2 separate regions of the Homo sapiens genome follow, and region 2 is linked to region 1. Evidence: chromatin loops called from intact Hi-C (ENCODE). Cell type or tissue: endothelial cell of umbilical vein. All regions are shown on one strand. Each heading gives the region's core, and the rest is flanking DNA. Links, peaks and the distances in the headings are about the cores only. Region 1 has its middle 150 kb from the start of LINC00332. Region 2 has its middle 230 kb from the start of MIR4305.

Region 1 (15,508 bases), core at 3,476-11,475:
TTTCTCGAACTTTCCCCACACTGTACTTATTGCCTCCTCTAAACAAACAAACAAACAACAGCAACAACAAAAAACTTCAGTAAAGTTTCAGGATACAAAATCAAGGTACAAAAATTAGTAGCATCTCTAACACCAATAACATTCAAGCTAAGAGCCAAATCAAGAATGCGATCCCATTTAAAATAGCCACAAGAAAAATAAAATACCTAGGAATACACATAACCAAGGAAGTGAAAGACCTCTACAAAGAGAACTATAAAACACTGCTAAAAGAAGTCGCAGATGACAAAAACAAATGAAAACACATTCCATGTTCATGAACTGGAAGACTCAACATTCTTAAAATGACCATACTGCCCAAAGCAATCTACAGATTCAATGCTTTTCCTATCAAACTATCAATGCCATTTTTCACAGAACTAGAATAAACTATTCTAAAATCCATATGGAACCAAAAAAGAACCCAAATAGCCAAAGCAATCCTAACCAAAAGAACAAAACCAGAAGCATCACATTACCCAACTTCAAACTATACTATAAGGCTACAGTAACCAAAAACAGCATGGTACTGGTACAAAAACAGATACATAGAGTAATGGAATAGAATAGAGGCCCCTAAAATGAAGCTGCACACCTACAACAACCTGATATTTGACAAAACAAGCAATGAGGAAAGGACTTCCTATTCAATAAATGGTGCTGGAATAACTGGCTAGCCATGTGCAGAAGAATGAAACTGGACCCCTACCTTTCACCATCACCACATAAAAAAAATTAACTCAACATGGATTAAGGATTTAAATGTAAGACCTACAACTATAAAACCTAGAAGAAAACCTTGTAAATACTATTCTGGACATCAGCCTTGGCAAGTAATTCTTGACTAAGTTTTCAACTGCAACAAAAACAAAAATGGACAAATGGAACCTATTTAAACTAAAGAACTTCTGCACAGTGAAAGAAACTATCAACAGACTAAACAGACAACCTATGGAATGGGAGAAAATATTCAGAAACTATGCATCCAACAAAGATCCACTATCCAGAATCTACAAACAATGTAAGCCATTTAACAAGCAAAAACAAAATAACCCAATTTAAAAAAATGACAAAAGGACATGAACAGACATTTCTCAAAAGAAGACATACAAGTGGCAAAAAAAAAAACACATGAAAAAATGCTCCACATCACTAATCATCAGAAAAATGCAAATCAAAACCACAATGAGATCCCATCTCACACCAGTCGGAATGTCTATTATTAAAAAATAAAAAAAAAAAAAACAGATGCTGGCAAGGCTGTGGAGAAAAGGGAATGCTTACACACTGTTGTTAGAATGTAAATTCGTTCAGCTACTGTATAAAGCAGTTTGGAGATTTCTCAAAGAACTTAAAACAGAACTACCATTTGACCCAACAATCCCATTACTGGGTATATATCCACAAGAAAACAAATCGTTCTACTAAAAAGACACATGCACTTGCACGTGCATCACAGTCCTATCACAACAGCAAAGACAGAAACTCAACCTAGGTACCCATCAACAGTGGATTGGATTAAAAATTATGGTACATATGCACCATGGAGTACTACACAGCCATAAAAGGAAGGAAATCATGTCCTTTGCAGGAACATGGATGCTATTGAAGGTCATTATCCTATTATCCTAAGTGGATTAACACAGAAACAGAAAACAAAATCCCTCATGTTCTCACTTATAAGTGGGAACATTGGGTACTCATGGACATAAAGATGGCAACAGTAGACACTGGGAACTACAAAACAAACAAACAAACAAACAAACAAAACAAGAAGCTGCCTTGGTAGACTGTCACACTAAATTGTTACTGTTGCTTCAATTTAACATCTATTAACTATAACAAAATGGTTTATAAAATAAAAAATTAGACATCATTTGTAGCAATTTCTTCAGTATTTAAACATTCGTGGAAGATAGAGAAAATAATATGGGCTTAAAACAGAATCTTCTCTCCTTTTCCCACAAATCACCATGTTTTATGTGTTCTCAAACAAAACCATCTGATGCCATGAAGCTAAATATTTTCAACTGAAATATAAGAGTAGTCTATAATATTATCAAATAAGGGTACTATTTTAATAATGTACCAAAAGAATCACTGGGGTTTGAATTCTATTTCATGAAAATCTAATTTTCTTCTTAATTCTGCAGCCCAGATGAAATTATATCGAGTCTTAATGAAGCATTTTGTTTATTGTTTTTTGTTCTCTTGTTACAATGCTATTTATTAATGGGGACCAATGAGACCTTTTAAATAAAATGTAATTCAATAGAATTAGTTTGAAAATAAATACAGCACATGTAGTTAGCTTTGCTTTTGAAATTAACCTATCAGGTGCTGATCTCTGTAATTAAAGAATCCTAATTCATAATTCTCTGAATCACTGAATTTGGCAGGCAAATGCCAGTAATTTTCATTTCACAACACAGTGCCTCAGACAGTAATAAGCCAGAACAAAACACATGCAGGTTTAATCAGGTAACAAAGCATGTCAAATACTTATCCTGAAATAAGGGAGTCTGGCGCATGAAGTGTGAACCTCTGAAAAGTTCCTTAGGGGATGTTATAGTCTCTGATCTGTACCTTTTCACAGCTTCTACTTACACCTTTCAGATTAAAAAAAGTCTCACCTGAAAAGGCATCAGTATTCAAAACAAATCACTCTCAGTGGGACTTCTGGGAGCCAAAGGTACAAACACACACATGTGTGTGCACTTCTGTACCACAGTGCACAGGTGCACACATGCACAAGCATGTATATAAACACAAATATAGATGCAGACTGAATAAAGAGTACTTGAAGAGTAGCCTTTGTTTATGTTCATGTAATTTTGCTTCAAATACCAGAAGAAGAAAAAATATGCTGTGTTATTATCTTTTAGGAAACGGTTCTGTGTCTCTCTCAACCTCAGTCTATAGGGTTCCCAAACAGCTGTTGTAGAGTCAGAAATAAACCATCAAGGGCTGGGCATGGTGACTCATGCCTGTAATTCCAGCACTTTGAGAGGCTGAGGTGGGCGGATAACTTCAGACTAGGAGTTCAAGAACAGCCTGGCCAACATGGTGAAACCCTATCTCTACTAAAAATACAAAAATTAGCCAGGTGTGGTGGCACATGCCTGTAATCCCAGCTACTCGGGAGGCTGAGGCACGAGAATCTCTTGAGCCCAGGAGGTGGAGGTTGCAGTGAGCCGAGATAGCGCCACTGCACCCCAGCCTGGGTGACAGAGCAAGACTCTGTCTCAAACAAACGAACAAAACACGAAATAAGCCATCAAGTATCAAGTTCTCCCTGTCATACGGAGAGTCAAGCTGCTGGAAGATTTTCAATGGCCTTCTTATGGCAGTTCCTGGGATCCTGTGTAAGTAACTCAACACCTAAGATCCATGACATAGGTGATGCAAGGAGCTAGTAATGAGAAAATTTTGTGAAATATTGGTATACCATGCACAACCCGCATTTCCAAACTAATCACATCCACCAGTGAACATGCATTGCCCACAATAGTAAGTTCTCCAGGCCTAGATGACCAGGTTTGCTGGCCTCTTCTACAGTGTGAAGAGGCTGTAGGACCAAGAGAAGTGCTTGACTCAAGCCCTACCCACCAGGATCCAGGTATGCAATCCCCAGGATTCCCCACCCTGACAGCTGTGAGCCTATTTCCAAGGTCAGTCCTCCTGAGGGCAGCCTTTGTTGCTGAGGTGCACACCGCAGGCCTGAGAGGGTGGCCCAGGGCTGTCTCTTGGGGTGACTATGGCATGCACCTGTGGGCTGGGGTACCCATAGGTATGTGCTCAATGCCTTTGATGGGTCAGGCAAGGCCTAAACGGGAAGAAAATGGGAGCAAGCCCTGAGCGGATGGGAATGGACTTATTTGTTCACTTTCCCCAGGCCCCACATACAAGAAAAAAAGAACTTGGCCACGTTTCTGCAGAGAAAACTTACCTAGGATAACATGAGGTTTCAGGACCCCAGAAGGATGACTTGCTAAACTTCCTTTCATTGTCCTATCTAGTTACGACCAAGAGCCTCTCTTCTGTTGCTTTCAGTGGGTATTTGACATACAATGACAAAATAAAAATGCTTGGTAAAGAAATACAGTGAAAAAAATTTTTTTTCTTGGCCATTACTGAGCCAGTCAAAGTAAGTTTAACATTTTACAGTACAAGAAAGGAATCAAGTTGTGGACTAAAATTGTTTAAATTAATGTATGATTTTTGCAAAGGGTGGAAAACCTATTAGGTTGGTGCAAAAGCTATTACGATTTTCGCTGCTGAAAGTAATGGCCAAAACCACAATTTCTTTTGCACCAAACTAATACATGTTTGTAACAATAAAGAACAATACATTTCAGTTTAATAACAAGTGCAATTATAGGAGTGACAAATTCTTTTTTTTTTTTTTTTTTTTTTTTGCTAGCTCTGTCACCAGGCTAGACCGCAGTGGCACAATCTTGGCTCACTGCGAACTCTGCCTCCTGGGTTCACATGATTCTCCTGCCTCAGCCTCCCAAGTAGCTGGAATTACAGGCATGCGCCACCACACCCAGCTAATTTTTGTATTTTTAGTAGAGACGTGGTTTCACCATGTTGGCCAGGATGGTCTCGATAACCTGACCTCGTGATCCACACACCTCGGTCTCCCAAAGTGCTGGGATTACAGGCATAAGCCACTGTGCCTGGCCAGGAGTGACAATTTCTAAAGAAAAATAAATTTAAATATCAAAGGTATTATTTCAAAGCAGTAAAATACTTTGGGTATGAAAAAAAATTTGCATATAGCAAACAAAAATTTAACACTTTGCAATTTGTACTCTTTTTTTTTAACTGTAAACACAAATTAAAACACTGCATAGTTACAACAAATGATAGAATTGAAGTAATTACGGTTCTGTTTCTTGTTTTTTTTTTTTTTTTTTGAGATGGAGTCTCGCTCCATTGCCCAGGCTGGAGTGCGGTGGCACAATCTTGGCTCACTGCAACCTCTGCCTTCCAGGTTCAAATTATTCTCCTGCCTCAGCCTCCCGAATAGCTGGGACCATAGGCACATGCCACCACACCTGGCTAATTTTTGTATTTTTGGTGGAGACAGGGTTTCACCATGTTGGCCAGGATGGTCTCGAACCCCTGACCTCAGGTGATCCGCCTCCCTGGGCTGCCCAAAGTGCTGGGATTACAGGCGTGCACCACCATGCCTGGCCGTTTCTTATTCTTTACATTCACTATCTGTTATGAACTAAATTGTGTCCCCACAACCCCTAAATTCATATGTTGGAACCCTAACCCCCAATACAACTGTATCTGGAGATGTGGCTTTAAAGGAAGTAGTTAAGGTTAAATGAGGTTATTAGAGTAGGGCCTTAATCTGGACTGGTGTCCTCATAAGAAAAAGAGACCCCAGAGCTCTCTCTCTTTCTGCATGTGCTCAGTAAACAAGGCCACGAGAAACATAGAGAGAAGGCGGCAGTCCGCAAGCTCAAGAGAGGGGCCTCAGCAGAAACCAACTCTGCTGGCACCTTGATCTTGGCCTTCCTGCCTCCAGAAAAGTGAGAAAATAAATTTCTGTTGTTTGAGCCACCTCATCTGTGATATATTTTCTTATGGCCTCCTGAGCAGACTAACACACCATCATTGTTATATCAATTTTTATTTTGAATCTAATATTTATGCACATGAGTACATAGTGCCATAGGAAACAGAGACACACAGGGCTACCAAATCTTGAACGATTCCAAACAGCTAGCCACAACCTCTGGAAAAAAAACATGCATACATGCATAGCCAAGTCTGTGAGGATCAGAGCCACTGGGAAACTGAAGTTCTCTGCATTCATTATAAGTAGAGTCACTCTTTTTATATGTAAAATCAACTCTTATATGTAAATTCAGCCGTTGTTCTAAATGTTATAGCATTGGTGAAAAAAATATTTCAGGAAGGAGTGTTTTATCACTGGCATTCTTTACGTTTTCTGGCACATGGTGACAGTGAAGAGCAGACAGACTGCTAGTCAATGTTATTGCTTTTCAATTCTCTGCATACCCACACTGTGCACCCCCTGATTGCCTGCACTCCACAGTGCTGCTTTTTTTTTGAGACGGAGTCTGGCTCTGTCACCCAGGCTGGCGTGCAGTGGCATGATCTTGGCTCACTGCAACCTCCACCTCCCGGGTTCAAGCCATTCTCCTTCCTCAGCCTCCCAAGTAGCTGGGATTACAGGCACTCGCCACCACGCCCCGCTAATTTTTGTATTTTTAGTAGAGATGGGGTTTCACCATGTTGGCCAGGCTGATCTCGAACTCCTGACCTCAGGTGATCTGCCCACCTTGGCCTCCCAAAGTGCTGTACAGTGCTGCCTTTGATGTGACTCTGCCTCTCCTTTTATCAGGGTTCTTCTAAGAAGCAGCCCATTTGCCTCATGAGACAATAGCCAAAGTCATCCCAAGGAACCCCTCTCACATAATAATTCAGGTACCATTATGCCTGAAAGAGGGGAACTGGCAACCTGCCACTGTCGAGGTCGAAGCGTGAACAAAACCTCCTAGAACTAAGATTTAAGAAGTGTTTCCTTCAGGGTACGGTGACCCTAGTTCACATGGGAGGAGAAACCACGAGTGTTAGAGAATACATTGAGCGTCCGTCTAGCTAAGAAGCATTTCTTAGACTTCCACTTTGTCAGCAAATGATAAACAGAAGTCTTTCCGAGTCTGTTTCCTGGTGGATCCTTGGATTCATGTTATTATAGCAGGATGTGCTGATAGCTGGGAGACCTGGATTCTACTATTGGCTCCATACTAATGTTCCTTGTGATTTAATGCGTCTCTGAGTTTTGCATGTCTAAGGTTATTTACAGCTTAAAAGATGCATTTATATTATGATTAGTCACCGGTGAGCTATGAAGTAGAAAGAAAGGAATTTGGGTTTTAGGAGCCACAGGGGAAGTCTGGTTGCTGAAATGAAGGGATGATAAGAAGCTGTAGCTCTTCTTTCTGAAGGAGCCCCACGCAGACCCATTGCTGGAAGCCTGAGCATTCATCTCTGCCTTAGCAAGTGTGCTTTCTAAGGGCTCCCTGGTTCCACATCACTTATTGGTTGAGTGCCAACTACCTCCTTGGTGTAGAACAGACTCTATTCCTCTGTCTCTTGACATATTTGTGACCGAGGGGAGCAGAAGAGTCACCTAAACACACCATTAAAATGATGTTTAAAAAGGAAAAGATTTGTCAATTTCAAAATATGTAATTCAAAGAAAAGGTGGGATTTGAAAAAACAAATCAACTGGACTTCTAAAGGAAACAATGCCTGGCACATGGATGAGCTCAGTAGATACTTGTTGATTGAAAGGTTCTCAGCACCTCAGAAGAAAGTAATGGCTCACTCTGTTTTAGTTGACTCTTTAAAAATACAAAATACATAAATATTTTACCATCATACTGGCAAACTCTATGACTAAAAATAAACAGAAGGAAGAGAAAGAAATGGGGCTGGTTGGGTAGTGGTGCCCATGGGTTGCAATGACAAAATTAGCATCAAGGAAGGAAGTCCAAGCATCCACATCTGCGGCCTAGAGCAGGCTGTCAAGATGTCTGGTAGGACAAAAGATCCTTCAACAAAGGTTAGGCCACAAATCAGAGCACAGAGCAGTGTGACGGGCCTCCTAGAGTGGCTTGTCACAGTGACATGTGGCAGAGGAACAGAAAAAAACCTGGAAACAGAGCCAGCGGAAGTGCTGGCCACAAATGTTTGCAGACCATTTGGCTTCTTTTCTCACCTCATCTTAAGCTCTTTTCCTTGCACAGGGAAGTGCAGTCGGCCCTCCATATCCGTGGGTTCCACATATGCAAATTCAGCCAACTGAGGATTGAAAATACAGTATTTGTGGGAAATGGAATCCATGGATATCGAGGGCTGACTTTTCATACCCATGGGTTTCACATGGCCAGATGCAGGAATTGAGCATCCATAGATTTCAGTATCGGGGTGAGGGAGGATCCTGGAACAAACCCCCTGCAGATGGCTGAGATGTCGTAGTAAATAAGGCTGACCATGTAGTAAATAAGGCTTCCTGGAATTGCAAGAACTAAAGATGGAAAATGTCATCCAGCATTCTGACCAGTGATCTAACCAGATTATCAGCATAAAAAGCCCATGGTCGAGAGAATGAGCATCTCTGGCCCAAACTTCTACACTTCTAAGAGTGGGAGGGTCCCCTTGAGTACACTGCATCCTTCTCAGGACAGTGGTATCCACACTTAGAGTGTGCTGCCCCATGAACTGTAATTATACCTAGACACCAGGTAATGGCTTGGCAGAGATGTTATGAATAGTTTAGACTGTAGATTGTTGGGTAGAATAGAAATGCTTTATGGTCCCTTCCCCAGCCTTATTCTATGATTATGAGATTGCTTTATATTCCCACATAGCATTCCCCCTTCCCACAGCTTTAATTGATGCTGGGATCAAGTAGGTATAAATTGATAAAGTTCAAGTGAGACATGGAGAGAAAAATCATCTACCCTCCTCTCCAACCTATCCCCCTCTTCTTCTGGATGAAAACCCACATCAATAACGCAAGTTCAAGGTAGGCATCCAGTACAGTGTAGCTTACTTGCGCTTTACTTCCACTGAGCTATGCTCAAGTGAAGTGCAATCCAGAGACAAACAGACAACATTCCCTGAAATTCTTCCCTAGATACAGAACATCATCAAATTGCCATTTTTTCATCCAGCAGTGTAGGCCACCAGATTCTATCCCAGTCCATAGATGTTGGAGCAGAATACAAAAATGAGGGGATCTTATTTGCATGACTGTTTGGGGAACACAGTTTCTGCTTTGTCTCCTTAAGGGGGAAGAAGCAAGAGTCCATTATGAAGACTCTTTCCAATATGAAGCTCCTCAAATGGTGTGTTGTTTTTTTCTCTTAGCAAGATGTTTGGAAAAACAATCTTTGTTAGGATTCAGGAAACAACTTTTTTAAACTTTGAAGTGAAGACTAGGTGCTTATTTCCTCTGGCCCTGACCATGGTCAACACACGCTATCAAAACAAGCCTTAGTAGGTTACCAGAAGAGATACATGGGCATGGAGAGAAATAACTACAGAAAGGAACGTCACTTGGTGAAAACCATAATCACAACAAGATGGAAAAAAGCAAAGAATTGCACCAAAATGCAATATCCCATTCAGGAGGAAAAGCTTCATGGTTTTTTTGCTTGTCTGTTTTTATGTGGGGCAGGGGGGGATTTTTTTGTTTGTTTGTTTTCTTTTTGAATCCACTGTTTTTGGACTTTCAAAAGTAGTAAAAGCAGCATGTTTTAAAACACTTGAACTTAGCTCAAAGAAATGGTGTCATTTCATCCTGATAGAAATCTCTTCCAGAAAAGACTATCTGAGCTACTCTGGAAATGAACGGAATTCCTTCAATTACGTCTGAATTTATAAAAATCTGAGAGAAAACTCAAGTTTACCAAGAATGCATTCTTGCTTGCATGGTGTTCCTTCCACATGATGCATTGTTACCAATAAGGATGCCATGCATGCCTTTCAGCCACCCATTGCTTATTGGAGAAAGAACTGACATCAGATGAGAAGGAAAGATCTACAAATTTAGTTGTTTTTTTTTCTGTTTCTTTTTTGCCATTTAGACTTCATTTTATCATAATTTTAGGGTTTTTAAAATTGTATAACATGGTTTTGTACTGGTAAATTTTCTTTTTTATGTAACAATTCTTTATTATAGGTATGTACTGATTGCTAAGGACTAGTAATTCAAGCATAAAGGAGGAAGGTTTTATTTTTATTTCAAGGACTTAATGGGCTATTGAAGGGGATGTACAGTGATGACACTGTACGTCACTGAGCCAGTGATGACAATACCAAAATAATGACTGCCTCAGTATAAGGCATGTGCAACAGTGGGAGGCTGGAGTGAAGGGACGGCTGCATACTCCATGGGGAATAGACATATCAGGGGTTGCCACGAAAATGTTTTTTCTTTTCTTTTTTTTTTTTGAGATGGAGCCTCACTCTGTCACCCAGGTTGGAGTGCAGAGGTGCAATCTCGGCTCACTGCAACCTCTGCTTCTCGGGTTCAAGCGATTCTCCTGCCTCAGCCTCCTGAGTAGCTGGGATTATAGGTGCCTGCCACCACACTGGCTACTTTTTGTAACTTTAGTACAGGCAGGGTTTCACTATGTTGGCCAGGCTGGTCTTGGATTCCTGACCTCAGGTGATCTGCCTGCCTCAGCCTCCCAGAGTGCTGGGATTATAGGTGTGAGCCACCATGCCTGGCCAGAAAATGTTATTTTTCCATGAAAATCCCTGTGGTGATAATTGTAAGATAAATGATCCAAAGGCATATATTAAAATTCATTTTGAGAGCCCATCATATAATAAACTTTCTGTGGGTAAGGCTGTGGATATTAAAAAATATAACATATTCATTCATTTGTTGCCAGGAGGTTTAATTTATTTTCTTCCTTCTTAATAAAGTAGAAGGAAAAAACATCCATGTTTATACGATGTCACTGCAGTTCAAAATAAGACTCATTAATTATCAGAATGAGTGGCCACTGAGCAATCTGCTCCAGTGAGTGGCTTGCACAGCTCACTGGAGTTTATGTTACATTTGGCCATTTACGCACTCACTTTCCAGAAAGCCCACTTTACTTGTGAGCTAAGTCAGATCCCCAAAAATGGATCTTCTTATGTTGAAGTTGACTGATCTTCCAAGATGGATGAATTTTTAATAAACTGATGAGAAGTCCTGTTTGCGATACATTGTTGATCATCACTCAGCCCCAAATGACTGGAAAGGTTATTTAGGGACTCAGGAAGCCCCAGCATAAGCAAATACCATAGGTACAAGCCCTTAAAATCAAAATGCCTAGATGTTAAATCAATGTCCCTATTATTGTTTCACATGGGACTCTGGTGACATTTCTAGAGAAGGAATGATTCTTGGCACTTTTCTTAGAAGAATGCCCTCTGCTTGTCGCTGGCTAGATGAGGGAGCATCTGCTATCCAGCTAACAAGGCAGGGGTCAGCAGGAGAACAGACTGGGGAGGCCGGGGATATGGGAAGGGTCCTCTCTGCAGCTGCTCTGTGGGGCAGGCGTGTCCTGATGACAGGGTGTCCTCAGCTGGAGCCATGGGGGAAAGAAGCAAGGCACGTCTCCTGGGTTTCCCCTTAAGTTCCAGTGAAGAGAAATTCAAAATACTTTCATTTTCCTACTAACCACACTTCTTCTGTGGGGAAATATGAGTGCTTCATAGCACCTACAGGACAACACCTCTTGTAGATATCAATTTGGAAGCTTCATCTCTTTGAGAAGTTGCAGGATAAAACAGCATTTTTAATAATCTCTTTGATAATAATCATTTGGCCCTGCATAATATATACATATATACTGTACATATGTATTATATATACACAATTTATGTATATGTTTTTATATGTGTGTGTGTTTACACATACACACAGAGATAAAATGAGAAAGACCAGAGGCAGAGAGAGAGACACACACACACACACACACACAGAGAAACACACTCTTTGATGATGATGAGCCAGATACCACAAAGGAAAAGGTTTCTGCCTACAGGTCTAGGACTATTGATGAGTAAATTCTGTTCTTTCCTTCCCACCGTAATCAGCCCTTGGTTGAGCAAATCTTGAGGGTTGAATAGGGTTTCACTTTCAACCTCACGCGGACAGAAATGGTCATGATTCACCTAAATTCCCTGTGAACAGAAACAGGCTGGCTTCTCACACCTCCAGTGAAGGCTGGACGGTGGTGGTAGGCTGCTCTTATCTCAATTTCAAGTTCTTTTGCCTCATTTCATGCCATTGAAAACATCATTTGGATTGGCCATCTGCACCCTGAATGACATCCGCATTTTACCCACTGACATGGAGCAGCCACAGCTGATTAATAGAGCCAGAATTCCTCATGTGGACCAATTTGCTATGCAGTTGTCAAGGAGTCAAAACCCAGCTTAGCTGTGTAGTGGTTTGAGAATGGTCATCTTTCAATGCTATAACAAAAATTAAAACTCTACTAATAGCTGAGCCCTGGATTTCTGTTGAGAATTCTGCTCAGTTTCATGTTAGGGTAATTTGCCTAAATGGGCTCAACCTTAACAGACAAGAATGTCCAAGAACAAGCTGGATGCTAATGTTTTGTTCTGAAAGAATGTTAAAGAATTTTTTTTAAATAAAAAGGTCTTGTTAATAATCCTTTTTTAAAAATAATTTCAACTTGTATTTTAGATTCAGAGGGTACATGTGCAGGCTTGTTACATGGGTATATTACGTGATGCTGAGGTTTGGGGTATGAATGATCCCATCACCCAGGTACTAAGCATAGTACCCAACAGTTAGTTCCTCAGCCCTTGGTGACCTCCCTCCCCCATCTAGTAGTCACCAGCATCTATTATTCCTATCTTTATGTCCATGAGTATGCGATGTTTAGCTCCCACTTATGAGTGAGAACATATGATATTTAGTTTTCTGTTCCTGCACTAACTCAGTTAGGATAATGACCTCCAGCTGCAACAGTGTTCCTGCAAAGGACCTTATCTGTCAATGACATTGCTAGCTTTTCTGAGATAGGCAACTCAGAGGAGTATGTGATTTCAGGCTTGGGATCGTTTGGTTCCAAGTAGCAGAAACTCACCAAGGAGTGTTTGCTAAAAAGTGGGATTTGTTGAAAGGATATGAGGTTAGAGGAGCAGAAGGTCTGGATGAAGACCTGGAGTAGAGTCAGGAACCAAGGCAATGCCTCCCAGCATCACTCCCTGGGGGTCAAGCAGCTGCTCATCCCCACTTCTCTCTGGATATCAGCATTATTTTTCTCTCTTCGCAGACTGTTTTTTCCTGATTTTCTGGAAGAGTGTCAGAAATGTGTTGCCTAACCCTTGTCTCTGCATCGTTCCCCAGTCTCAGGCTCCCAACCAACTGACCTGTCCCAAGAGAGACAGACACTAGTAGGTCCAGCTTAATTAGAGATTGGCTTCCTTGATCCACCTTTGACTCAGCTAACTATGGCCAGGGGCTAGCATCATTTGAGTGATCTGGCTCCTGGTGTCCAGTCCTGTGCAGGGGGAGGCATTTCTTTCAGAAAAGGGAGGTTTGGGCTACACGAACACCCTTGAAGCAGCCTCCTGTAGTTGTCATTCTAGGAAGGGGCTTAAATCGATTCATAGACATTGTAGAATTTATTCTAAGGGTAGCAAAATGAGCAAAACTGTTTCACAGATAGGAAAATGAAGGCAAAGAGTTGTCAGGAAATTGCCAAAGTCAGTTTGAAACCTGAGTTGCTGACTCCTGATTCAGGCTTGACTATGTCAAGTATTTCTTTCTTGCACTGTGAAGGCTGGCTGGCTGTGGATGCTTCATGGCTTTCAGAAAGGGGTAGTGGAGTTTGCCCAAATAATCTGCAATAAAGCAGAGCAAAAAATCTAATAGATTTGTGGCTCATGCCATATCATTTAACAAATAAACCATCTCTTCCCCAAAATACAGGCTGGCTCACCAGGGAGTGGCCTGGTCCCTTGAGCATGTGTTCTTTCCAGATCAAATGGTGGTGGTTCAGCTCAGTCTGGGTGAGCCTGGCATTTTTTCATCAATAAAGAAGACCTGTTAAAATTAATGTTGAAATAGTCTCCCATCATTCTGAAAGTATGCACTTTGCTCATCTGAAAAATATAATCAACCTGCCAGTTTCTAAGTTGAAATTTGTGTGTATTGCCTAGAATAACATTGACTCAGTATTCCTTTCAACATGAACCTTGGTAGTGTTTCCTCTTAGAGTTTTCCTCTTCTATACACTTCTTATGGTCTTCTACCTAGGTTCATGCACGCACACACAATGCACATACATGCACAACACAGACATGCAGAAGTGCACATGCAACTTATATCCCATGTATCACAAATTCCAAGGAATTAATGAAAATGGAGTATTTTGCACTGAAAAAGCTCTGGAGCTTAACTTCTCCATGTCAGGGGCTAACAAGTCAAGAATGGGATAAGTCAGTCCCTTCCTACACTGGGCACCTCACTCTTCATCTGCAGAATCCCAAGAATTTCTTGTTTAGAGATTACTCTGATGTTTCTACATCATTGTTTGCTGTACAGAATGTTTGACAGCATAGTTCTGTTAGATTTCAGCCTGATAATGCACAATGCAGTTTTCAAAGAAAAGAAAAATTAGTTCTAATGGAATTAGCACAATGATCCTCTAAGAATACAGCTTATGAACAACCCTTGGATGGGCTGTAGCAAATTCCGAAGCCAGAACCCAGGTTCTGTTCTTCATTATTTTCTGATTCAAAACACTTGTGGAGTGATTAATCTTTATGAGAATTATTGTCTCCCGTGCACATGTAGAAATAAAAACCAGAACCTCCAGATGCGGAGTTGTTACCTTAGTTCAGAGCTTTCTTCAACCCACTTACCACTCACAGCTTTTGTTTATTCCTTTACCCAAGACTCCTCTGTTTGCCTCCGCTCGACCCCATTCCCACCCTACCCCATGCCACGTGGAGGGCAAACATGCCTCTGGCAGGCCTACATAGCACATGAATAATACATGAAATAGTCATAGCTGTAATCAAGATTTCTGAATCCTTTCTATGTAGCTGTAGTGTGCTCAGGCCACAACAGATATTATTAAATCTCGTCTTCATACAGCCCTGCAGCATAAGCTTAATTTCCAGGTTAGATCTAAGATCTACCTGATTCCAAGCTCCATGCTCTTAACCACTAAACTGAATTTTTCATTCACAACAATATTCTTAACAGTTATTTAGAGTATTTAATGTAATTCTTTTTTTTTTTTTTTTTTTTTTTGAGACGGAGTCTTGCTCTGTCACCCAGGCTGGAGTGCAATGGTACAATCTCGGCTCACGGCAACTTTCACCTCCTGGGTTCAAGCGATTCTCCTGCCTCTGCCTCCCGAGTAGCTGGGATTACAGGCATCCGCCACCATGCCTGGCTAATTTTTGTATTTTTAGTAAAGATGGGGTTTCACCACATTGGCCAGGCTGGTCTCGAACTCCTGTCCTCAGGTGATCCACTCACCTCGGCCTCCCAAAGTTCTGGGATTATAGGCATGAGCCACAGTGCCCGGCCTTAATGTAATTCTTTACTGTTCTACTCCAAGGGTGTTAAAGGAAGAAAGAACACTGATGAGAACTCTGTGAGGGCAGATCCCAACCTTCAGCTCCAGCTTTGACCTCCATCCTGGCCCTAGACCCACAGAGAAGCTGACACACCAGGGTTCGTAGAAATGTGTGGCATAGATGGAGAGAATGCCAGCCTAGGATCAACAAATACTTGTAAGATCTGGCATTGGTACAATTCTCCCTCCTGGTGGATTACTTTTGTTTTTATTTTCCATCCCCCGCAAAAACAGGTGTGCCTTCCTAAAGACAGAAAGAGAATCCCAGAAAATGTGAATTAAAA
Region 2 (15,508 bases), core at 4,111-12,110, 140 kb after region 1:
TGGACTTCAGCCTCAGCTCCTGTTCTTGCCAAACCTGCAGAAGGCCAGTCTTAGCAAGAATCCTGCTAAGTCACTTTAGAGAAAATTTCTTACCCTTGATGTCTGATTACCCTTGATATCTGATCAAGTTCCTCTTCCCCTACTTCTGATATATAAGCCCTTGACCTGCCTTCAGCAAGAATCCTGTTAAGTCAGTTTAGCAAGAATCCCTCCTACCGTTGATGTCTCCCCTTAGTAGTGTTCCATCCACTGAAGCCCTCACTCTGCTCATTGGCTACAAAGCCCCAGCTGTCTCTGCTCTATCTGGAGTTGAGCTCAGTCTCTCTCCTCTGTTGCAATTGTCTTAACACCTATTGCAAGAGTCCTGAACAAAGTCTTCCAGTCTTTCTTACCATTTTAACAAGTGTCAGAATAACTTTTTCTTTACCACTGAGCATCTTTCCATTTATTTATTCTGTCTGTATTCTCTTTCAAGGTCTTGCAATTTATTTATTAACTGATGGGAAATTCACACTTTGGGGTGGTTTGGGTGAGTAATAAGGGAATTAAACTGTTTGGATTGATGCATTGTTTTGAAGTTAGTGATGAGAACAAAGAAGAGAAGGAAAAGATGGTAAGTTTCAGTTTATCACCTGGAAGATTGATTAAAAGGTCCTATTCTGCCATCTGGTTCCTAGATATCTCTAAACACATTTTTAATAGTTTTGGTAAATTGAGACACTGTCTTCAGAGGCTGCTGCTCACAATTTAACAAGATTATAAGTTGAGAGGGACAAATAGTCCTTACCTGGACATTTGAATATTGGAAGTGAGCCAGCTCACTCTCCAGGGAGTATTTTTCTGCAATTCTGTAGCTAGTATAGGAAAGGATCATGTAAAAAGGAGAATAACCTGGGCTAAGAACTAATCTCTCCAAACCTTACTGACGGAATCTTATTTTATTTTATAAGATGGAAATGCTTGTTAAGTTTTTGTGTAAGATTTTTGTGAAGCAATGCAATTCATTTCTGTTATGGTGCATTTTACTTCATACTTTCATATTTTTGTTACAATTTCCAATTGAACTGCAAGACCACTTGTACCTATTTTATGATAATTAACTTATGTGGCCTTGCAAACAAATTTTTAAAAACTCACTAACCCACAGGGACACTCATAATCTTATCCCATCAAAAGCAATTTTGTTGGCTTTTTAACCTACAAGGCTGCATTCATGATTCAAAGCCTTAATAGACTAGCATCACAACCAGAAAGAATAATCACACCAGTTGTGAATTAAATCTAAGACAATGATAAGGAGAAAATGGTCACAGTAATCATGTATTAAGAGATTAAAAATAACTCCCCCAAATAGGCTGCTGAAATTCACATCACAGAATATGATGTTGAGCATTTTAAAGCTCTCACTACCTAGTACTCAACAAACAAAGGCACGGAAACTCAGCTGAATGAGAGGAAAATTCTCTTATCTTGCATGGAATGATAATGAGAAACTTGATCTGTTATGTTATGCTGCCAACTCCAAGGTTGCTGTAAGTCAGTTATTTCATGAGGTCTTGCCAATAGTATGTTTATATTTAAGTGCAAATCAAGCTATGTCAAGGTTACAATGTTTAGTTGGAGAGAACATTTCAAACACCAAAGAACTAAATATTTTTAACCACAGGATCAAAAGGAGATGCCTTTTGCTCCTTATTGTGTACAAATCAGGACCTGAAACATTTGGGGCAGGAGAACCTGACAGGGAGAAAAATTCCTTTTAAAGGACAACACTGTTCTCCAGGCCAAGTGTAAAGTTAGAGAATTTCAGAATAGGAAAGAACCCCAGGAGTCATCAGATTCAGGCCTCTCGTGTTCCAAAAGAGGAAACAGCAGCGAGGGAGAAGAAGTTGGACTGGAATCCAGGTCTCCTGACTTACCAGTGTTTCTTTCTGCCAGAAAGATGCCTTCCCTTGTGTCGGAGGGGGCAGGATTCCCTTCTTCAGGTGGAACACAAGGCTAGCCCAATGCCATACCATGTACAAATTGTGTGCAAGTGGTGTAGACCACCTCTGTCTATGTGGGGTGTCATCCTTGTGTGGCGCTACAAATCCCACGGCCCACTAAGGAATAGCAGCTGAATAAAGCCTACTTCTTTATTTCCATCTCTTTATTCTGTCTGTATTCTCTTTCAATGGAATAAAGGCTTTGTAGGCTTTGTTTCCGCATCAATTCATTAATAACTCAAGTACTTACTGTTTCCATATTTAATTGTTTCTCTTTTTAGTGCCATTCCAACTAAAGATTTGAATTCAAAAATTAGTACATACAGGCCAGATATGGTGGCTCCTGCCTGTAATCCGAGAACTTTTGGAGGCTGAGGTGGGCAGATCACTAAGGCCCAGAAGTTCAAGATCAGCCTGGGCAACATGGTGAGACCCCGTCTCTATACAGGGAAAAAAAAAGTATATATAGAGCCCTTCATATTTAAGCAATAACCCTTTTCTTTTACTGTATTAGTTCTTTTCATTCTACTGAAGTTTCCAGAAGCATTGGAAAGTGTCTTCTTACACCAATATTTTCATAACTAGGCAATGTATGGGACTCTTCCCTAAGGCTCTGCCTATAGTTAGTCGAGTTTTATAAAGAAAGTCACAAAAACATGGAACCAGTTATTTAGATTTAAGATAGCTAAAATATGTATTTCAAATATTATTTGAAACTTTCTTCAACAACACTGCCATTTTCTGTCACCATTTCTCAATACCCAAAGCATTAATTTTTATCCTTCAATCTAGGCTCAGAAGTAAGCTTCTAGGCAGGTAAACACAACACTTTGTATAAGTGAATTTTAAAATCTTGTAGATATTGACTGATGAAATTCATCCCAGCTCCCCCATTCACTCAGTGTCAAAGGAGATATAAAAAAGAGCTTTCTTCTTCCCATCACTCTTTGTCCTTCTTTCCTTTCCTTCCTTGAAAAATAAGTCTCAGTCACCTACTATCAAGTAGGCAGTCAATTACTGTCTGTGGAACCAAAATAATTCATGGTTTCTGTCCTCAAGAGGGGGAAAACATGTTAATAGATAAACTCTTTTTTTTTTAAGTATTCTTTTAACATTTTTGTTGCTGCGGTGAGGAGGGGAACAAATCACATACCAAAAAAGACATTTGAGTCAAAGGATCCCCATGGAAATACCCTAAGATCCTTAAGTGTTGATATTTTAATCTACAATTTTCCAAATGTAGGAATTTTCTTAAGCCATGTGATCAATTTCTTTTTTTCCTGGAGTTTGAGTATCAGTCCCCATGCATTCTGGAGTCAGGCCATGAATACTGATAGACAAGAATTTCAGGAAACCTAACCAGTGAATGGGTTTTTGTAACAATCCAAGAAGCTGATAATACCAAAGGCTCCATCCTGGATTTAATTAAACTCCAAGTGTAGAGACTCTAAAGCCACAAATTAAGCAGAAAAAATTTAAGAAAAATTACCTAAGAAATCCTCTGAAAGAAGCCATTGCTTAGCTGTGAACTAACTACCTGTCACTCTGCCAAAGCATTGTACTAATTAAATACCCCGCATGAGAAATATCCTAGGGAAAACTAAGCCTAATTCAATTGATCATCTTACTCAATGTATTAGTTTCCTAATGCTGCTGTAACAAATTACCACAAACTTAGCAGCTTAAAACAACACAGAGGTATTCCCTCTCAGTTCAGAAGGTCAGAAGCCTAAAATCAGATTCACTGGGCTGAAGTCAAGTTGTTCTCAGAGCTGGTTCCTTCTGGAGGATCTAGGAGAGAGTCTATTCCTTTACCTTTTCTAGCTTCTGGAGGCAGTGTACTTTCCCTGGTCCCTGATCTGTTCCCCAGATCACTCTAAGTTCTGTGATTGCCACATCTCCTACTTCCTCCTTTGACCTTCTTGCCCCACTCTTACAAGGACCACTGTGATTACACTGGGCCCCCTGAACCTTTCCATCTCAAAAGCCTTAACTTAATTACATCTGCAAAGTCTCTTTTGCCTTATAGGATCGTATGCACAGGTTTTGAGGCCTACAATGTAGATATTTTTGTGGGGCCATTATTCAACCTAACACAGTCAGCCGGAAGTCAACTGGACTGAGGGAAAACCTCTAATTCACTCACCAATGTGGGTTAGAAACAAGGCTGAAATGTGGATGTTTAGATGACCTATTGCTCATCCTTCTGCACTATTTCTTTTCACGTTCAGTGTGGGAGGTTTTGTTACTGGCTAGACAGAGACACAGATTCTGGTTATTTTTTTTACCATTGCTTGCTAAGTCATGTTCCCATCTCTAACGTAATTTGCTTTACACTCTAACCCCAACATTGCTTTTGGCACTTGGTCCTGACCAATTCCCTCCCACTCATGGTGTTTGTAATTGACTCCCAGTGATACTGACGTTCAACTTGAGAGATTCCCCCTATTTCCTCCCCTCTCCCGTTTTTAAACTTTCTAGGGTTTTCACAAAATGTTGTGTTTTTGAGCCAAATGCAAATTTAATGGTTGTACATTACTTCTTTGAAAATTTAATGAATCTGTTTAAGAAGGTGACATCTAATTTTGATCTCCATCCAATGATTTCTATAAAATAGAGGACCCTTGGTTTATAATCTATACAAATTTCAGTCAATACAATAATTTTTCAACATTTCAAAATATGTTTAGGGGAAGAGAGAATCAAAATCATACTCTAAGACACCATAAGGTCATACTATTTCACTCCTACTGTCACTTATATAGACATAAAATTGAACAACGTAGTTTCGTGTGCTATTTATATTTGTTAGTCTTCCCTTCTCAGTTAGATTAGTTGTTCTTAATAGAAAAAAAAACCCTTTGCTTCTTTTATATGCTCAATGATAAATAGTATTGAATTGGCCACACAATTAGCAATCAAATTATTTTTGGCTGATTGAATAGTCTTTTCTTATAAGTCACATATGGCTATATTATTTTATTCCTTTCTACATATTTGGAAACATTTCAATTTAAACAAATTATATCTTTGAAAACTTGGGTTGTAAAAAAGAAAAATTATAATATGATGATTTACTTTCAATTAGGATATAAATTCCTATCCATGAGAAATATCCACTGGAAAAATATATATATATAATTTGTACAAGAATATATTAATTGACAAGGTAGGATATGGTTGTACCCTGATTTATTGCTTTGTTTTTGATCTTCAGCTTTCTAGCAATTTTTTTTAATCTAGCAATTTTTAAAATATCTTTGTGCTGCTTTATAATTCCATTATTCTATTCTTTTTAGAGAGAGAAAAACAGAGTGTTGCTCTGTCACCCAGGCTGGAGTGCAGTGGCACAATCATAGCTCACTGCAGCCTCAAACTTCTGGGCTCAAGTGATCCTCCCACCTCAGCCCCCCAGAGCACTGGGATTACATATGTGAGCCACTCACCATATTATTACTTATTCTTAATACCCCACGTTTGATTCTGGTTTATATATCATGATAGTTTCCATATTTACCATTTTTTAAACTTTCATTGTATTTTGTTTTGATTTTTACTTTTTACTAATGTGTAGCACATCTAAGAAAGCATATGGGTCACAGTATCCAGCCCAACGTATCTTCATCAAGTACCACCCCTCTCATAACCCCACAAGGGTGTGGAAACAACATTGCCAGTGTCCCAGAAGTCCCGGTCCTTCCTCCCCAAGCTAACCTTCCCTCAACTTCTAATACCATAGATAAATTTTGCTTGCTTTGGAACTCATTTTATTGTAAAATTTGCTTGTTTACTTGTGTCCAATTGTAAAAAGGTTCAGATTCTGCTCCCTCCAACCCCCCCAAAAAGAAAAGATTCCAGGGGATTCTGGGGATATATTTTCTTTCTTCTTTTTAATAGAGAAATTTATTGATGCGGTTAATTATCTCAATAATGTTATTTTCATCATTAAATCCATCTTTCTTCTTACTAATGGACCTCCTGTTTCTTTTCTCTCTATTCCTTTTACAAAAGCCTTGGAAGTCCCTCTAATCCTTACACCTTCACATTCCTTCCAGGGACTGCTGTCCTTTCTTGTCACTTGTAGTTCTCAGGATTCCTCTGGTCAGAGCCCACCTTCTTTCTCACTCTCAGAGGGACATGCATTTTATATCTTTCAAGGTGAACTCTCCTATTTTCCTTTGTGTGTTCTCAGTACAATTGTACTTTTCTTGTCTTAAAAGAAAAAAAATCCCATATGTATTAATTATAGAGTGTGGTTTAAATTTCTGAAGATTCCTGGGGGTACTTATAAGCATTTAATAATTATCATTTCACTTGTCTGGGTTATTTTATTCTTAAAATTTTAAACCTAGGAATCGTGCCTTATACTGCTTTGGGCTATATGTTCATCAGTTTTTATCATGCCAAATTCAAATGGCCACTGTGTCTTCTTTTCTGTGACTCTCATCCTCATTGACTTCCCTCTCCTGTGTTCAGAGGCAGATTGAAGTTTTGGCTGAGGCTCTATCCTCTGCTTCTAATATCAATGCTTCTCTCTCTGACTAATGAACCATTTGGATGATGGATATACTATGTGCTTGTTTTCCAGAAGATGCTTCGAATAATTCTTTCCAAGGAAATATTTTGAGCACTCTAAAGAATTTGAAGAATTGAAAACTCTTAAGTACATCTCACATTCTTGATACACTTGAACTGTAGGGACACAGAATATTATAGACGATAAAGCTCTTGACTGGAAGACAGGAAACATGTGTTCTTATCTTGGGCAGCCAGCTAACCAGCTATAGGATTTGAGGCAGGCCATCTGTAGGCATTTTTCTTCATCTGCTACAGGGATTGTGCTACAGAGATTTCCACGGATGTGGAGAAGAAAAGTACCTTGTACCTCTAGGGACACAGAAGAATCTATAAGGGTGCATATTTTTATGTCCCAAACTATAAGAAGTGAAATTACTGAAAATTATCTCGGGTTGTAGAGATGCATAGAAGCTTCATTGAAAAAGTGTTGTGTGAGAAAATCAGTTTTAAAATGTTGAAAATACTGGGCAAGAATATCTTTAGGATCTTTGATTTCTGATATTTATGAAGATCTTTAGGTTGCTTTCATTTCTGGAATTTTTGATCGCATCAGTCATTCTCTTTTCCTGTGCCCTGCCCCCCATGGAGTTTGTTATAAATTATACAATCCCCACCGATGCTTTCTAGGCCTTTTACTCCTCCAGATTTCCTAATGAAAATAAATAATTCTTTCTACTCAGTAAGAAATATAATCAAAAACCAAAGGACCAAGTCCTCCGAACAGGAAGCTCGCCCAGCCCAGCTCTCCCATTTGTGTTCCCTGCCGCTCGGTGCTGCCAGAACTGGGATGCTGGAAAGAACAGTGGGTTGAATTTCAGATCTGAGTCTTTTTGGTCCTGTGTTTCCCACTGTTGATGGGGTTCAGGACACACTACCCCAGAATATTTTAAGCTGAAAGAATTTTAGAAAACTGCAGAAGCAGGAAGGTCACTCTGATCTTCCCCCCACCTTTCTCACCTGCAGCAGGTCATAAAACCTAAAAAGCATTTTCTGACCTTCCCCGGATGCAGGGCATGAGACCCTCATTCATGAGGTGCCCTCCCTATACCCAGAGAAAAGGCATAGCCTTATCTCTGAAGATACAGGGTCACAGAGAAGAATCTAAACAAACGAGTCTTGCTAAGTTCCCCCCAGTTATTAGATCCAAGCATATTCTTCCACAACTGTCTACTCTTCATCAAACTTAGCATAAAAATACACAAGTTTACTATTTCTTTGTGTCTCTATTTCCTTATGAAGGCTTTCGTGCCACATAAAACTTATACTAAATACATTTGTATGCTTTTCTCTCGTTATCAGCCTTTTGTTATAGAGGCCTCAGCCACAAACCTAGCTTTGGTGAGAAAATGGTGCTTTTCTTCTCCTATACTAACTATGCAGATGACAGGAGCACTCTTTCACCTCCTGGGGCTCAATCCCTGAATGAAAAATTTCCATTTTTCTTCCTGTACTCTTAGAATTGGCCTAGAATCAGCTCTGGGGAGAGCTCCCTTATTGCAAGGAGACCAAAAGACTCTGAGGGCACTCAGTCTGCCAAAAGAGCCTTCCAACTAGAGCTCTGTTTTTCACAAGAGTCTATTTGGGTTGGGGTGAGGGACAAGAGCCCTCAGAGAAAATCCTTCAAGAAAAGCCCCAGCAGAATGGCAGCTCCAGGGACAGGGATTTTAAATCAGGGGAGCCAGCTGCTCCTTCTCCCCATTCCCATCTCAGACCCGCAGAGACACCAAGAGGAAGACGGGTGACAGAAATCCTTAGCAGTTGTTTGGTGACGGTGGCACCTAGGAAACAAACTATGAGATATAGAACCAGTAGAATAGGGATGACCAGTGTGAGAGGGATGCAGGAGAAGTAAGGACTCCTGCGAAAACATCTGGAGATGATCATAAACTAAACCTTTTTAAATACTATTTTAGAGTAAATTAAATGACACCATATTATTTATCTGTCTTTGCCACTTGGCCTCAGGAGAAGCTGGTTTCGGAATGAGACTCCAAAGAGTGGATCTCAATGGGCAGCCTCCCAATGATTTTTTCCTCTCCTAGGATGATGTATTGGAAAGAAACACTGTGAGTCTCTGCATCCCAGAATGCGAAGTAGAGCCCCTCTGAAGAGGGACTCTGGTAGCAGTGAAGAGGTGGGGTGAAAGTTGGTTCCGGTGGGTAGAAGACCTTTCCCTGCACCTGAAGACCTACATTGTCGTGGGACAAGGGAAGAGATCATTACAACTGTAAAGAATTAACTTGCATGAATAGTGAGGCACTGGAGTGCAGTGAGCCCAAAAAAGGTTAAGCTTTCTTATTCACACACACACACACACGCACACACACACAGAGTGGGAAAAGATACCTGAGAAATGGACACTATTTTCCTAATGACTGCCAAGAGTTGACTGTGGACTCCTTCCATCAAATGGCCAGATAAGCAATGGGGCCCTTCCTAGCTAGGACTTGGAAGCATTTTGGTCAAAGGAATGGAAGGGCTGAGCCTGTTTTGCTGACTCCCACAGGAAGTGGTGGGCCGAGAGCACAGCTACAGGCTTTCCTGTGCAGCGTAAATTGGCCCAATGTGTGCAAAACATTCTTATCTGATAAAGAATGGAAGTGCGAGCGTGTGCTAAAATGTTGGAAATAATATGGGGTCTCTGCTTCACTCTTCCCTCATTTTTCTTTCTCTGTTGTCTCTTCTTCATCTTTGGCAGTCATACTGGGCTCTGGGTTCTTTTCTAGCTTCTCATATGGTTTTGATTAGGAGAGACAAATATAACACAGAACAGAGCTGATCTGAGTTCTTCCCTCTTCTTCTGGATGAATATGCTTAATTGTTAATCTTCTTGTATGTTTACATCAGGAATACACACACATACGCACAGACACACAGACAAACACACACACACACGTATATTCAACATAAAAGCATCCCTTTTTAGCCTATCCCTTTTTAAAAGATGTCAAGGAAAAAAAAGTATTAATATAAAACCAACTACACTTTGCTAAAAACTATTTCTTTTCCAGGAGGAATAAACTAAACCTGTAATCAGACATTTGATTTCCAGTCCTGGCTCAGCGTCTAACTAGCTGTGTGCCTTTAGACAATTTTCTTGAAGCTTTTGGTGTTAATTTTCTTATCTCTAAAGATGAAAAATTTGGATTAGGTAAACTCCCAAGTACCTCCCAGGAGGTGTTATGATTATCTTTGTGAGGTATATTGGTACCACATTTATGATAAAAGCTAAAATGGGTCTCTACATGCACACGAAAATGAAGGCAAAAATAGCAAAACAAAACAGGCATTTGTATGTATTTCTCTAATGAAATTTTTTAAATGGCCAAAAAGTAAAGTGTTTTGCAGTTTATTAGCACCATTTTACTAAGCACATAGGAGCAGCAGGAACACAGATTTCAGAGCCATGTACAATATCTGACACTTAGAATGCACATAGTAAATGTCTGCTGGAGGGTGTACTGCTCTAGCTGCAGACAGGGTAGCATAGCCTAGTGACAAGAGCACAGAATTTCTAATAGTAAGACTCAAGTCTCAGCCCCACTACTTACAGCTCTGTAATTAAGAACTAGCCTTTCTGAGCCTCAGTTTCCTCAACTGCACAATGGGATGAATTCCTGCACTTCAAATCTTGGGGTAAAATCAAATGACAAAATACGTATGAAAATGTTTCACAAAATGTTGAGTACTTGCAAATGTTCAATTTGTTCTGTCACTGTCCTAAAGATACATGTCTGTTTCCTTAAACTCAGTATTCATTGGGCACCTTTGCACACTGTGATAAACCGATAATTTTACCCCAAATTATAGCTGACTCATTCAACTTTAAACTGCAGGAAGTATACCTGGCCACTAAGATGAATGAACAAGAGAAATGAACACACCCATATAATTTTTTTAAATTACCCAGTAAATCCATCTCACCAGATGAGCTGAGAAGTCTTTGCTTTCCAAATTCTACAGCCTCTAGTAGGGTGCTAGAAGTCTTTCCATCCTAAACACGGCCAACTCAAGGCAGAGGCCTGAGGAGTTTGCCTCTTTTATCATCCTAAAATAGCTTTTGTCTGTGTGGCAAATTTTAAAAACTGTTTATTTGGAAATAATTTGAAACTTACAGACAGCTTGCTTAAAAATAAAATGTATAAACACAATTGAAATCCTCTACCCAGATTTACCTGACATTTTACCCATCTGCTTTATCATTTGCTATTCCATCTATCTATCTATCTATCTATCTATCTATCTATCTATCTATCTATGATTTATCATCAAATTTCTTTTCTGAGCCATTTGAAGTAAGTTACATATGTCATGGTCTTTTACCCTTAAATATTTCAGGGTTTATTTCCTAAGAATAGGGGCATTTTTATACATTACCAGAATACAGTTATCAACTTCTATAAATTTAATATTGATACATCTTAAGATATCTTTTGCAGGAACTACGGCTTCCATGAAAGACAGTGGGATAGCTGGGTGTCAGAATTCTGTTTCCGTTCTTGTCCTTGCTCTCCCACTCCAGAGTACTAAACATTGAACATTCGAGCCTTAGAATGTACATCAAGGAAGTTGGCCTCTGCGACCTGTAAAGTGACTTCTGGCTTTGAGCATTATTTGCTCTAAGACCAGGCTGCAGTTCTGTCCCTAGGCAAGTTCCCAGTTCCAGGCAACTTGGAGCAATATTTATTCGGTCTGCAGGTTTGGAGAGAGTGGCTAGGAGATTCATATAACCTCACTGTTGGCCCTACATTGCATCATGTGGGCCCTTCTGCAAAGACATTTATGGGCATAGTGAACTCATCTTGTTCACCGTTATCTGCTAAGACATTCCACCCCAGGGCTCAGTGTGCTGTTATCATCAAAAACACTGTAGTCCTGGCCAGGCAAGGTGGCTCCCACCTGTAATCCCAGCACTTTGGGAGGCTGAGGCTGGTGGATCACCTGAGGTCGGGAGTTTGAGACCAGCCTGACCAACATGGAGAAACCCCGTCTCTACTAAATATACAAAAAATTAGCCGGGTGTGGTGGCGCATGCCTGTAATCCCAGCTACTCGGGAGGATGAGGCAGGAGAATCGCTTGAACCTGGGAGGCAGAGGTTGCAGTGAGCCAAGATCGTGCCATTGCACTCCAGCCTGGGCAACAAGAGTGAAACTCCATCTCAAACAAAACAAAACAGAGCAACAACAACAAAAAAACACTGTGGTCCCAAAATATAAGACTTTTTTTTTCTAATATCAGTGTGTATGCATGCAATCTAGTGGAGAAGGGGGACAAACATTTGGTAGTAAGTAGCAAAAGATTTCAAGTTATGCATCTCATGTTTCACTCCAGTTGAGTGTCCCTTACTTTTATTTTACCATTTATTGAAAATAAGCAAATTGCTGGTAAAGTATCCTAAATTTGCAATGGAAAAATGACTGTTTACAGAGTCACCTGCAAATCTACATTACACAACGTGAAAGTTGGTTTATTATTGGAAAGTGTAGGGGAAGTGTCTTTACCTAAAGGATGTAAGGTCACAAGTGTTCTATCTTCTGATGCCTCGAATGTACCAATGCACATCTTCCCCGGCCAGCCTGGCAGTCAGACCTCTCAAAGAGAATGCAGGGAGTGTGAGTGCCCCTGACATGGAGGAGGTGCCCTGTCCACACTCTGGTAAATAAAAGGTTGTGAATGAGGGCAACTGCTTTGGCTTATAAAAATAAAAAAATTAAAAGGGCAGAGGAATTGAGCAAGGAACAAAAACTCCAGCTTACAATGAAAATATCTTTTGAAATTTGTGATATTCATTTTTATAATTTAGGATCAGTTTTTACCCATTGTTCTCTATTGCTTACCCCCAAAATGACTGTCAATATGATTATTCATCTCCCATGAGTCTGTGTGTCACCAGTACGGTAAGGGGTGTCTCTTCTATTTTTAGACACAAAGATTATCCAAGCAAAAGGGCACATTCCACTTCCATTCTGCTGAGGGCAGGCTACACCCTGGCACAGTTTTACTCCTAACCACACAAAGGCTTGTTTTGAGAGGGGAGTGAGCAGTGGGTTGAGGAAGGTTTCAGCGAATAAGAAGAAAAATATTTCTAGATTTAAACTTGAACAAAGTTAACGCTGATAGCAGAGTTAAATGACCTGCAAAATTCAAAAGTGCAGACAGGGCATTGCAATCCACACCCAGTGTTCCCTGAAGGCAAAGACTATGTCTCCCATGACCCACAAGGGTGAGATTGATTAGGAAAAACCCCAGAGGGCAGAATTGATCTTTGAGGATTAGCCAGTCTTTTGTTTAAGGGTTTAGTCAATATTTTAGTAGGGAAGTGGATGGTATCACAGGCGCTGATTAGCCTGAGTGGCATGTTTCCTCCCTGAGTTGCTCCTGATCAGGGATACCTGACCTCCAGGTAGACCATACCTGCTAACTTGCTGTCCCCACTCCTGTCCCCACTCCCCAGGTTTTCTTAAAAACCAAAACTACCTCCACCTGGAAAGGCAGGGCCATAAAGAGGCCATCAATGCCTTTGCCTGAGACCTACCTGTACCCTCTACCTTCAGAGATGAAAGGCTGAAATGCCACCCACACCCAGTGGCATGAAATTCACAAGTCTGTCATTTTGGCTGCAAGGTAGGACATCTTCTGGCAAATTTAATAAGCAGATTCTCTCAGTGATAGGAAATTATTGCTTAATGCAACTCTATTTCGCGTGTTTAAAGCATTTTGATAGCAGTAGTCACCTGACCTGGTGTGAAGTACAAATAGAAGTTTTCTTTCCTTTTTTTCAATCTTTTCTCTTTTAAACTTCCATTTTTTTAAGGGGGATGGGGAGGTCAGGCTTTATCTTTAATAGGCCCGGTTCATATAAAACAACTTGGGTTTGAATTGTGAAGCTGGTATGATATTAAATCTGATTTACAGAGTGGCCAGCACTTGCTTAACGTTAAGTGCTCCTCTTGTCATTGGCAGGTCTATGATCCCTATGCATGTGGCTAGTGATGGAGAGAGGCTGTTGCAAAGCTATGAAAGAGCAGAGGGTGGCTGGGCATGGTGGCTCACGCCTGTAATCCCAGCACTTTGGGAGGCTGAGGTGGGTGGATCATGAGGTCAGGAGTTCAAGACCATCCTGGCCAACATGGCGAAACCCCGTCTCTACTAAAAACACAAAAAATTAGCCAGGCGTGGTGGCACGCGCCTGTAGTCCCAGCTACTCAGGAGGCCGAGGCAGGAGAATTGCTTGAACCTGGGAGGCAGAGGCTGCAGTAAGCCAAGATGGCGCCACTGCACTCCAGTCCAGCCTGGCAACTCTGTCTCAAACCAAAGAAGAAAGAAAGAAAGAGAGAAAGAGAGAGAGAGAGAGAGAGAGAGCAAGAGCGAGCAGAGGGCAATAAATGGAACCTAAACCAAAGTGTGGAGTTACTTATTGTAGATAATGCAGGTTAAAAGCCAGTTCACATGCCAGGTACTTCTCAGAAATCGCAAGTCTCTACAGCTGATAGAAACCCAGACTTTCAGACCGAATTAATGTCCCTTCACCTCGGGTTGCATCACAAAAATTGAATCCTCATCTGCTCTTCCACTTCCTAGCCTGAAAAGATCACCTGTAAAGTGGGAACACGTGGCCCAACAGGTAAACCACCTCCCCAGCTGCTGTGCTAAGGCACAGTAATAGATTTGAGAGTGGTTTTAAAAGTTTAACATGTACAAATTCAGAAGTCTGCAGAAGCACAATTTTGAGTTTCACTACAAAAAGGGTATAACCTCAAAAGATCTCTTTTATTCTAATAGTCCAAGTAAACAAATGCCACAGGCATTTATGTGACTTCGCAGGTCTGCATTTCATCAGTTTGTCAGGAAGCTAAACAATGTACCTATTAAAAACCCATAAAAAAATTGGACGCTGTAATTCTGATTTTTATTTATAACTTAATTCCAGTGAGCTGGCACCAACCTTTTAAAGAGATTTTTTTTTTTTTTTTCAAAACAGAGTATGACTCTGAGTCAAAACCAAATTGATTCCAGCTTTCTCAGTTTATTCATTTCCTTTTGATTTTCTGCATCTTTTAGTGGCCCTGCTGTTGCTGCTCAATTATTATGCTGCTGATTCCCTACACACCCTTTTTTCCCTGAAGAGACTGTAAAAAGTGAAGGGACAACATCCAGTAGTTCAAAGTCAGTACTGGAGTGAGATGGACAGGACCCACATTTCAGCAAAAGAAGTTAATATATAATCAAAATAATAGTACTCTATTACCAGTGGGGAGGGGAGGGGGATAAAGATACCAAAGACTGTTTTATGAAGCCAGTCAGCTTTTATAAAATTTGTCAAATTTATGAAAATTGACTTTCTCAATTAGGGACCTTCCTTTTGACTCTCCTTGGATGCCAGAGCAAAAGGCCCTACATAGGAGAAACAGCCTAGGCTTTGTAATCTCAAACCTGAAATATCTGACTGACTTTACTCCTTACTTATATGTATGATTTTGATAAATTACTTCAATACTCTGAATATCAGTTTCTTTATATGTAAGAGGAAGACATTAGTATAATATATGTTTTAGGGTATTGCCCTAAAACATGTAATAGAATTCAAAAGATTCTACATTAAACACCTATCGTAGTGCTTGGCACATAGGACATTCCAAATAAAGATAAGTCACAATTGTTACTTTGTCAAATGCTTTTTTTTTGCATCAATTGAGATGATTATGTTTTGGGTTTGTTTTCCTTGGTTCTGTTAATGTGGTATATTTCTCTGATTTTCATTTATCAAACCATCTCCGCATTCTGAGAGTAAGTCCCACTTGGTCATGGTATATAAACCTTTTAATAACCAAATTTGGGTGCCAGTACTTTGTGGATAATTTTTGTATCAATATGCATAAGGGATATTTATCTGCAGTGGTTTTTTGTTTGTTGTAGTATCTGCTGGTTTTGCTGTCAGGATAAT

The links. Hi-C counts contacts between places; a loop is a spot of excess contacts. Peaks named below come from ENCODE experiments on the same cell type or tissue, not always from the same donor. Only the 100,000 strongest peaks of a DNase experiment are listed, where the experiment ranks them.
Region 2: a loop joins it to region 1, with 5 times the contacts of the local background. A loop is called at or near these places in 2 of 110 quality-filtered maps.

Annotation. Positions count from the first base shown.
Region 1 is chr13:40,022,627-40,038,134 of GRCh38, reverse strand. No RefSeq gene overlaps it. Among named protein-coding and RNA genes, the nearest start is that of LINC00332, 150 kb to the left of the region's middle. In endothelial cell of umbilical vein, for the core only: no CTCF peak of the experiment used is centred there; a DNase peak (open chromatin) is centred at 6,884; H3K27ac peaks cover 1,944 bases.
Region 2 is chr13:39,886,595-39,902,102 of GRCh38, reverse strand. No RefSeq gene overlaps it. Among named protein-coding and RNA genes, the nearest start is that of MIR4305, 230 kb to the right of the region's middle. RefSeq lists an enhancer at 8,937-9,231. In endothelial cell of umbilical vein, for the core only: no CTCF peak of the experiment used is centred there; DNase peaks (open chromatin) are centred at 6,682 and 9,072; H3K27ac peaks cover 4,661 bases.